Linked DNA regions of Homo sapiens: region 2 is linked to region 1. A link is a loop called in an ENCODE intact Hi-C map of the cell type or tissue named here. Cell type or tissue: PC-3. All regions are shown on one strand.

Region 1 (5,000 bases):
CCTTTTGTTTTATATTTAAATAATGAAATGATTTGGGCCTTTGCATTGCATTTTATGTATCTCTAGAAAACTTAGTTTCCAATAAGAAAGGTATTAAGAAAAACATCTTTATTAAAGTACTTTACGATAAAATAATACTTTCTGTTAAAAATATTAATTTTTATCTTGTAAACGTAGTATAAAGCTGATGACCTGGTTTGGTTTATCTAGCTAGGCATCTTGAAGTGTCAAATGCATTAAAAATATATATGCATTTACACATATTCTAAACTGTTGTCAGGCATCCTTCTCTTCATAATTTAATTTATTTTGCTTTTTTTTAAGGAGTCATTTATTTCAATTATAAAGACACCTGGAAGCTACAGGAAACTCATCTAACTTAGTTGCAGTTCTGATTGCTATCAGCCGTTTGCTATTTTTTTACCTGAGTTTCCTGTTTATTTGTAAAGAATCTAAATGACAGCCTTGTTCATTTTTAAATTTTGTATTAGGAGCAGCATTCACATTTCGTGCTGTCTTTGAATTCAAGAGATGTTTGTCTCTTGGGTGTTTGTCTTAGTTGAATAATATTAAAGTTTTGTGAGGAGAACAGTGTCCTTGTTTTATTTGATCTCAGTTGAAGTCTATATAACATTTGTTATGTGGTTATATGAAATTATATGAAGGTCACTGTAATAATCGAAATGTGTTATCTTGGAAGATAGTACCACTGAGCTTTTAGTTCTTAAAATTTGATGTGCAATAGAGCCACTTGGAAGTGGTTTTTTAAACGCAGGTTTCAGTCATCTCTAGGAGATTGCAATTCTCAATTCCTGGTTTAGATTTTCAAAAGTTAACAAATACCTCAGGTGATTCTGATGTAGTGGATTTAGGGACCATTTTCTGAGAAACTTTATACTATTTCTCATTAAGGCTTTAGCATATTAACAAGTCACAAGATGATACTTAAAATTATGCAACAACAGACATGTACGTTCTGAAGAGGACTGGACATCTAGAAAGGAGTTTAAAGTACTGTTATACTAGGAAGAACCGGGTGTAATATAGTGATGGGAGCACTGTGTTCTGGCCTAACTCTGAAGTCAAAAAAGATGTGCACCCTGAGGCAGAAAGATGATGCCGAAAAGATAGTAATGGTAGAATGAAAACAAACTTCTGCTTTAGAGTGTTTTGGCAAAGTAATATTTTTATTAAACTCATACATGCTCACGCTCACACACACAGGCCTGAAAAGCAGATAATGTTAGATAAAGTGAGTATAAAATCTTGTTTTGTTCTCACAAGAAATAAACTCAGAAAATAGAAATCCTTATCTATGAAGAGATAAATTGCCCAATTTACTGGCTGTTCACCAAACACAAAGCTCAGTGACAGTCCCTATCCTCCTTTGGGATTAGATGAAGCCATATGACTGGATTATAGCTAAAAGAGTGTGGGAAGAAATGATATATACCACTTTCAAGTACAGCTCGTGAAATCCTCCCACACCCCGTCTTCCATTCTTTTTCTGTCTACTGACTAAATGGACAGGACACTGAGGAGCATGAGGAAGGTAGAGTCACAAAATGGAGAGAGCCTGGATCCTTGTCACTTGGAAGAAAATGGTTTAAGTAAGGATAACTGTGTTGGATTACTCTGAGCGAGGCGTGGGAAACAAAAAAAAACAACATTATGATTATATGAAGTCACTGAAATATTGAGGTTGTGATATCAGAGAGTTTAAACGTTCTGAACACTATCCTGATTTCCCTAAGCCAATATTTCAGGAAAATCTCTTCAACTATTGTTGATAATAATTAAACATGTGTTGGGCTAGGAAAAGCTACTCTTTGAAAGATCTTTATCTTCAGTATAAAAAAAAATTGTAGGCACACAAAATTTTAAACTGAAATTTCCACTTTAAGAGGGATTTTTGTCAAAGGAAGGGATGGTAGTTGTATTAAATTCTCCATTTCCCACATCAAAGATGCAAAAGTGTGTTACCATATAGTGCTTTACTCACTATTCCTTCAATCTCAAATATTCTGTGCTTAAACCCCAAGACATATCTGATTTGAGAAATTGATTGCTGAGCTATTTATGGTTTAAAATATATGGTATGTCAAAATATTCTTATGTTCTTAGGAAGACTAAACAGTTTGAATCATTTTGAAGGATACCCAATGTTTATAAACTCTCTTAACATGAGTCTTACCATGACTAATGAATTCTTTGATCCCTGACCAGATAAAAGTTTTGTTTGGTAGGTTTATAATATGCTCAGCTTCAACCAGTATGTAAATCAGTGAAACTTCTAATTGTCACTGTGAGTTTAGAATATTTTGTTCTTGTAGTTTCTTTGGGAAATGTGTTTACTCAGTTGCTGCATTTTTCCTGCTATGAGTCATTTAATTATACACATTTATATCAGCATTTGTGCCACCCCTTTTTTCCTCTCATATCACTTGCATGACTATCTCTTACCTGTTTGTCAGTTTCCTGCACCTTGAAGAACCTATGAGAAGGTGAGTGAACCACCATCATAAATGGTTCTAAAATTTGTTTAAAAAAAAACTTGTAGTATTTTGATTCAATGTTGTTGTTTTGGGTCCTCCTCTTGAAGCTTTCATGTATGAAATGTAAAGTTTATATTAAAGACTCTACAGTGATTTACTTTTACCTGCTTTCAAATTTCAAATTTCTGTATAGGATGGTGAGGTTTAGGGATGGTTTTCCTTATTTTTTTCCCTAAACTCATTGTTCTTGAATACTCTGTTTACCTATAGACAATATTTTCTAATATTATCTTTTAGAAAAATTGAACAAAGGAATCTCAAACAAGTGTTATTTTTATATTAAAAGTATGATAAATAATAAAAGTGAAAATGTTGATTTTCAATAGTATGATGTTTCAGTGTAATCTGAATATTTCAAGATAATTGAGTTGCCATAGCAATAACTGTTAGCAGTGCATTGCAAAAAAACCTTTTGATAAGAAATGTTTTGATTGTATCTCTTCCTAATTGATACTGTACATATCCATTATTTTCCTTAGTTGTTTTTATAACAATTTAATGGGATAGATATGTATCAGCAATCAGAAGATGTTTTATAGATAGGGAAACTATCACAACTTTATAATGTTTATCTTAAAAATACAAAATAAATTTTATCACTTTGACAAATCCTTAAAAAAAATGTATTTATCAATTGTCTTCAGCATATCTCAGGACAGAGTGTCAAGATTTCCACTGCACCTGAGCATACAATCTGTTTAGCACTCACCAAATTTTATTGTAAGTATTATTTACATTTCTAATTTAGTGATAAAACTTTGTCTTCTTTTTCTATTTATTATTACTGCCAAATACAGCAGCTATTGCATAATAGGTATCCAAAAGTTATTTCTTTGCAATGTATGATGATGTTTGTTCTTCTTATACTTTTTAACCTATATGTCAGTGGCATGGACTGAATTCATCAGGCACTCTGTCAGGTTACATTCAAAACTGGAAATGTATAAGGATAGATGGATGGGGCTTTCGCAGTGATCTCCAAATGAGTAAGGGTGTCTCATTCCCAACAACGGTGTGACATTCTAAAAGATATAGATGCATTTTTTATTGCAGAAATATATTTGGTATATATTTATATATTTGAACAAAATATTACCAAAACTTACATTTTAACTATTTTTAAGTGCACAGTTCAGTGGCATTATGTGCATTCACATTGTTATAGAGCAATCATCACCATCCAGCCCCAGAACTATGATCATCTTCACAAATTGAAACTTCATACACATTAAACTTAGCACGTCATTCCTTTCTCCTCTAGGCACTGGCAACTACCATCCAATTTCTAGGAATTTGACTGTTCTAGGTATCTTATAAAAGTAGAATCATACAATGCTTGGTTTTTTGTGCCTACATTATTTCATTTAGCATTATGTCCTCAAGGTTCATCCATGTTGTAGCATGTCACAGAATTTCCTTATTTTTTAAGGTTAAAAATAATACATTGTGTGTATATATCATATTTTGTTTAGCCTTTCATCCACCTTTTGGTGCTGCTGTGCCTATGGTATACAAATATCTGTGTGAGTCCCTGCTTTGAATTATTTTGAGTATATGCTCCAAAGTGAAATTGCTGGATCATATGGAAATTCTAAATTTAATACTATTGTCTACAGTGGAGGTACCATTTTAGATTCCCACCAGAAGTGTACAAGAATTGCAATAAATCCACATTCTCATTAACACTTGTTATTTTTTGTTATTTTGATAATAATAAGCCTAATGGGTGTGAAGTGATACCTCGTTGTGGTTTCGATTTGCATTTCCTTTTCCATAAGTGATGTTCATTTCTTGAAAAAAATATCTGTTCAAGTCCTTTGCTCATATTTTCATTGAGTTTGTTTTTGTTTTTCAGTTGTAGGATTTCTATATATATTCTGAATATTAATATTTTATTAAACATGACAGTAAATACTTTCTCCCCTTCTGTGGGTTATCTATTGACTTCATTAATTACATCATTAATAAACAAAATTTTTAAATTTTGAAGAAGCTTAATATGTCTACATTTTTCTTTTGTTGCCTTACTTTTAGTGTAATACCGAATAAACTCTTTGCAAAATCAAATGCAATAAAGTTTCCCTCTATGTATTCTTCCAAAAGTATCCTGTTTTATTTCTTAAATTTAGGTCTTTGATCCATTTTTGAGTTAATTTTTGCATATGGCATAAGGTAAGAGTTAATTATTTTGCATGTAAATATTCACTTCTCCTAGTACCATCTGTTGAAAAGACAAATCCTTTCCTCATTGAATGGTTTTAATGCTCTTGTCTAAAATAATTTGGCCATATATGCAAAGGTTTTTTGTTTTTCTCCCCCTGTGGTCTGTATTTTTCTTTTCATTGATTAAGATGTCTGCCTTTAATAGCACGCTCTTCTGATTGTAGCTTCTTTTCTTTTCTTTTCTTTTTTTTTTTTTTTTTTTTTTTTGGCGATGAGGTCTTA
Region 2 (5,000 bases), 360 kb after region 1:
ACCGGAGGCCCTTAGTGCGATAAGGCAAGGGAAAGAAAAAAATATATATATACATAGAAATAAGAATAGAAATAGAATAAACAATTAAAAAACATAAACAGATGGGAAAAGAAAAAACAAAATGTTCTTTATTCTAAAATGCATAGCTGTATAAAGAGATCATCCAAAAAAAATACATAAACTACTAATACTGAGGTTTGAATTTAATAAGATCTCAGGATACAATGTTAATATATAAAAACCAATTTTGTAACAATATAGATAACACAATATCATTTTAAAAGGTAAAACATTTAGGGATAGCTAGAAACAAATATATCCAAGCTCACTTCATTACAATGTACAAACATATTGTTAAAAGAAGACCTAAAGAAACAGAGGAATACAGGTAATTAAAGAGAAGACTCAATATTAAGATACCAATTCTCCCCAAACTGACATAGATTCAACACAGTCCAAAAAAAAAAAAAAAAAAAAAAAGTCCAGCAGGTTACTTCATAGAAATTAAACTTGATTCTAAAGTGCATATGAAAACATAGATGGCATAAAACAGCCAAGGCAATTTTTTAAAAGCAAAAAAATACAGGAATCAAACTAATTGATTTAAATGCCTATTATATGGCTACAGTAACCAAGATTATGTGGAATTTGTGTAATTATAGATAGGTAAAGAGTTAAAAAAATAGGTAAAGAGTTGATAAATGATAGATACAGAGTTTTCATACAGACAGTTTTCATATAGGCAATTGACTTTCACAAAATGACAAGGTAATTCAAAGGGGAATGGAGGTGGAAACAACATTCATATGCAAAAAAAGAAGAAATACGTTCCATATGCATAACTTAATTCAAAATAGATCGCAAACCTAAGTATAAGAGATAAAACTATAAGGTCTGATTGCAGAAACATGGGAGAAAATAATTTTGACCTTGAGATGCATAGATTTTTTAGGATACATAAAGCACTCATCATATAGCTTCAGCAAAATGAAAGACGATTATTTTTCCTAAGACAGCGTTAAAAAGTGAAAAGACAAGCCATAGTCTGTGAGAAATATTTGTAAAACACATATTTAATAAAGGCCTTGTATCCTAATTAGGTAAACAACTTTTATAAATTAACAATAAAAAATAAGTAAAAACAATCAAAATATTTAAATAAACACTTCTCCAAAGCAAAGAGACAGATGTCAAAAAAACACGCATTAAAAGACATTCAACACCTTAGTCATTCACTGAGTTAAAATTTAAAACCTATGACATGCCACTTTATGCTCACTGGAATGGCCAAATTGAGAAGACTGACAATATCAATTATGATATCAATTACAAACAAGAATTTGAACTTATAGCATCCTAATAAATTTCTTGAGGGAATGTAAAACAGATCATTTGGAAAACACCCTGGCAATTTACTATATAATTAGATAAACTCTAAAAAATCTAGCTATACCTTTCTCTAGTGTTTACCCCAGAAAATGAACACTCAAGACCTGTATGTAAATATTTATGGTAGCATCATATAGAACATCCTCAAACAGGAAACAATCTAAATATCTATTAACTGAGGAGATGAACAAATTTTTGGTAAACTCATTACACTAATCTATATACTACAGATAAATATATTGACTACCACTTGTTTTGTGGGAATTATTAAATAAGCTATCACATGCTAGACCACTTACTAAACTGCCTAGACATGTTTAAACATTATAAATGTAAACTGTTATTGTTGATGACAATGATGATGGTGTAGGTGATAGTAGTGTTGGTGGTGGTGATGATGATGATTTAGAAATGCAGTCACAGAGAGGAGGTGAGAAGAAATAAAATTAAAATTAAGAAAATAATTAGTAAAAAGTTAGTCTGCATAAAATTGGTATCACAAGTATGAGATACAGAAACCTCTAAATGTAGAAAGATATAATGAGTTTGGGAGAAAAAATATATATATATTTATTTTATGTATATTGGAATATATATTTATAAAATGTATCTTCTTAAATAAGCAGTTTGTTTTTCTTTCCTTCAAAACTGAGAAATTTTAATAGTGAAAAATCAAAATATCTTGAGAAAATATGTTCACACAGTTGCAAATTTTTTTTAATAAATAAGAATAAACATAAAGTGAGGCAAGGTAGAGTTTGGAAGAGAAACAAAGAAATGAAACAATGTATTAAAAATATACCTTAATTAATTGATTTGTCTTTACTGTAATTACAAATCAAGAGGTAATTTTATATGAAATTAATTTGAAATATTCACGTGTACAGATATGCACATTTGCATATTACATTAATATATGAATATATCATATGTATAATTTAGCATTAAGCAGCTGTTATTAAATGCCAAAAATCAGTATTTAGTGATGCCACTTAGAAAAATATTAAATAGAATAATTTGTCCAGTCTTTAGCTGTAGCAGCCTGCTGTATTTGGTTCGTTATATGTAAATAAACTCACTTATTTTTTAAAGTCTCTTTAACCCAATTGTCTCAGCTATTTGAATAATGTCATTCTCCCATCCTTTATTCATTTTCTTCTATATAAAAATACCTACCAAAAGTATCTTTGCATTTATTTTTCCCTTCAGTTTTCTTTGTTATCTGCATTGTCTTGTACATTCTCCATGTTATCCTTCTTTATTGACTCCTCAACTCAAGTAGATGAGTGATTTTTGAAGAGTAACCAAAAGCTGTAATGTAAAAAGTGGCCTCAAAAACTGAGTGTTAATAAAGATGACTAAAAATGCTCAGATATACTCAAGACTTTAGATGTATTTTGGTAAACACTATTCAGTTTTTCATCCAAACAGTATCTATTAAGGAAAATATGGTATATAAAAATGAAGGTATTTTCTGATAACACCTGTCCCTCTAGTGGAAAGGTTAATGCATTTCAAGATTTATTCTCAACGTAGTTTTCTTCAAAAGGATACCTTTTTATCAGACTAAATAACTGTAACTTTTTGTTTGTTTTATTTTTTAACTATGATTGATGTGAATTCAAGCAAATTCAAAGTCCACAAATGCGCAAAGAACAAAGGTTAATGGAGCTGTCGGAGCAATGCTGCAGAGACCAAGGGATCTGCCATAAAGGAGAAAATATCCTTTGTTTTCAGATAAACCCTTCACCAATATAGTCTATCCTTTTCATCATCTAATTTGACAATATAGTTCAAGTATGTAAATAAAATGCATATAAGGGTATTTCTAATAATGCACAAATGACTAGAAACTTGGCATCAGCCTAGATTTGTGTGTTCATTTTATGCCTAGGGCTTATATGTTTTTTAAGTACCAGTTTTTAAATACAATTATTGTTTTTATACTAGGATTTTCTTCAGTGTGCTTTTCTGTGTCTTTCTGTCTAATACTCTTTCTCTTTAAAAGATTTATACCACATTTACCCTTTCTCTCTCATTCTCTCTCGTAGTTGTTGATGATGTGATGTTTTTAGGTAGGTTTAATTTCTATGTAGCAAATGTAGCAAATAGTTGAAATATCTAAAGAAAAATGAAAACACAACCAAATGTGAACATCAAAACTCTTATTGAGTTACCTGGATACTCAAATATTTTATTTCCCAATACATGTAATTTACTTCAAAAACAGTTTCAGCAATGTCATCATTTGGATTTAGTAAAAGATTCTAACTTCAGTCTCCTAAAGCTACCCCAGTGTGACTGATACACAGCTGGTAGCTCCATTTCATTGTAAGAATGTAAGCTCACTCTGATAGGCATTTGTTCTGATTGTTTGATGCTCACCCATTCCCAGCCTGTAAATATCTGTAGTATTTTCACTGCCCCAATGATTAATGCCTGTAAATGACCTTATATAACCAAGTGCCAGGCTGTAGTACAAATTTCTATAATTGAAGGACGAACAAAGTGGGAGAGAAATGTTTCATATAATTAGTAGAAAATCAGTTGCTTCTTGCATATTCCTTACTTAGTTCCTGAGTGTTTTACACAAGGAACACTTTCATGAACATGTGTTTTTCATCTGAAACACCACAGGCACGTGCATATACACAAATACACACGATAAAAACAAATGAGCAGTATGGCCATTTTTATGTATTGATTTTTCCTATCCATGAGCATGGAATATTTTTTCATTTGTTTGTGTCAGCTCTGATTTCTTTGAGTAGTGGTTTGTAATTCTCCTTGTAAAGATCTTTCACCTCCCTGGTTAGCTGTATTCCTAGATATTTTATTCTTTTTGTGGCAGTTGTGAGTTAGATTGCCTTCCTGATTTGGCTCTCGGCTTGACTCTTGTTGGTGTATAGGAACATTAGTAATTTTTGCACATTGATTTTGTATCCTGAGACTTTGCTGAAGTTGGTTATCAGCTTAAGGAGTTTTGGGGCTGAGAATAGGAGGTTTTCTAGATATAGGATCATGTTATCTGCAAGCAGGAAGTTTGACTTCCTCTCTTCCTATTTGGATGAACTTTATTTCATTATCTTGACTGACTGCCCTGGCCAGGACTTCCAATACTGCATTGAATAGGAGTGGTGAGAGAGGGCATCCTTATTTTGTGCCAGTTTTCAAAGGGAATGCTTCCAGCTTTTGCCTCTTCAGTGTGATGTTGGATGTGGGTTTGTCATAAATGGCTCTTATTATTTTGAGCTTTGTTCCTTCAATACCTAGTTTATTGAGAGTTTTTAACATGAAGAGTGTTGAATATTATTGAAAGCCTTTTCTGCATCTATTGAGATAATCATGTGGTTTTTGCTTTAGTTCTTTTGTGTGATGAATCACATTTATTGATTCGCGTTTGTTGAATGAAACTTGCATCCCGAGGATGAAGCCTACTTGATGAGGTAGCGGATAAGCTTTTTGATTGCTGCTCGATTCAGTTTGTCAGAATTTTGCTGAGGATATTTGCATCGATGTTCATCAAGGATATGAGCCTGAAGTTTTATTTTTGTTGTTGTTGTTGTATGTCTGCCAGGTTTTGGTATCCAGAAAACAGTGGTCTTGCAGAA

The links. Peaks named below come from ENCODE experiments on the same cell type or tissue, not always from the same donor. Only the 100,000 strongest peaks of a DNase experiment are listed, where the experiment ranks them.
Region 2: it touches region 1 in a loop (5-fold over the local background); 2 of 110 quality-filtered maps call a loop at or near these places.

What each region holds. Positions count from the first base shown.
Region 1 is chr10:56,344,475-56,349,474 of GRCh38, reverse strand. No RefSeq gene overlaps it. Among named protein-coding and RNA genes, the nearest start is that of ZWINT, 14 kb to the left of the region's middle. In PC-3, no CTCF peak of the experiment used is centred here; a DNase peak (open chromatin) is centred at 2,354.
Region 2 is chr10:55,987,257-55,992,256 of GRCh38, reverse strand. No RefSeq gene overlaps it. Among named protein-coding and RNA genes, the nearest start is that of ZWINT, 370 kb to the left of the region's middle. In PC-3, CTCF peaks have their summits at 2,665 and 2,875; no DNase peak of the experiment used is centred here.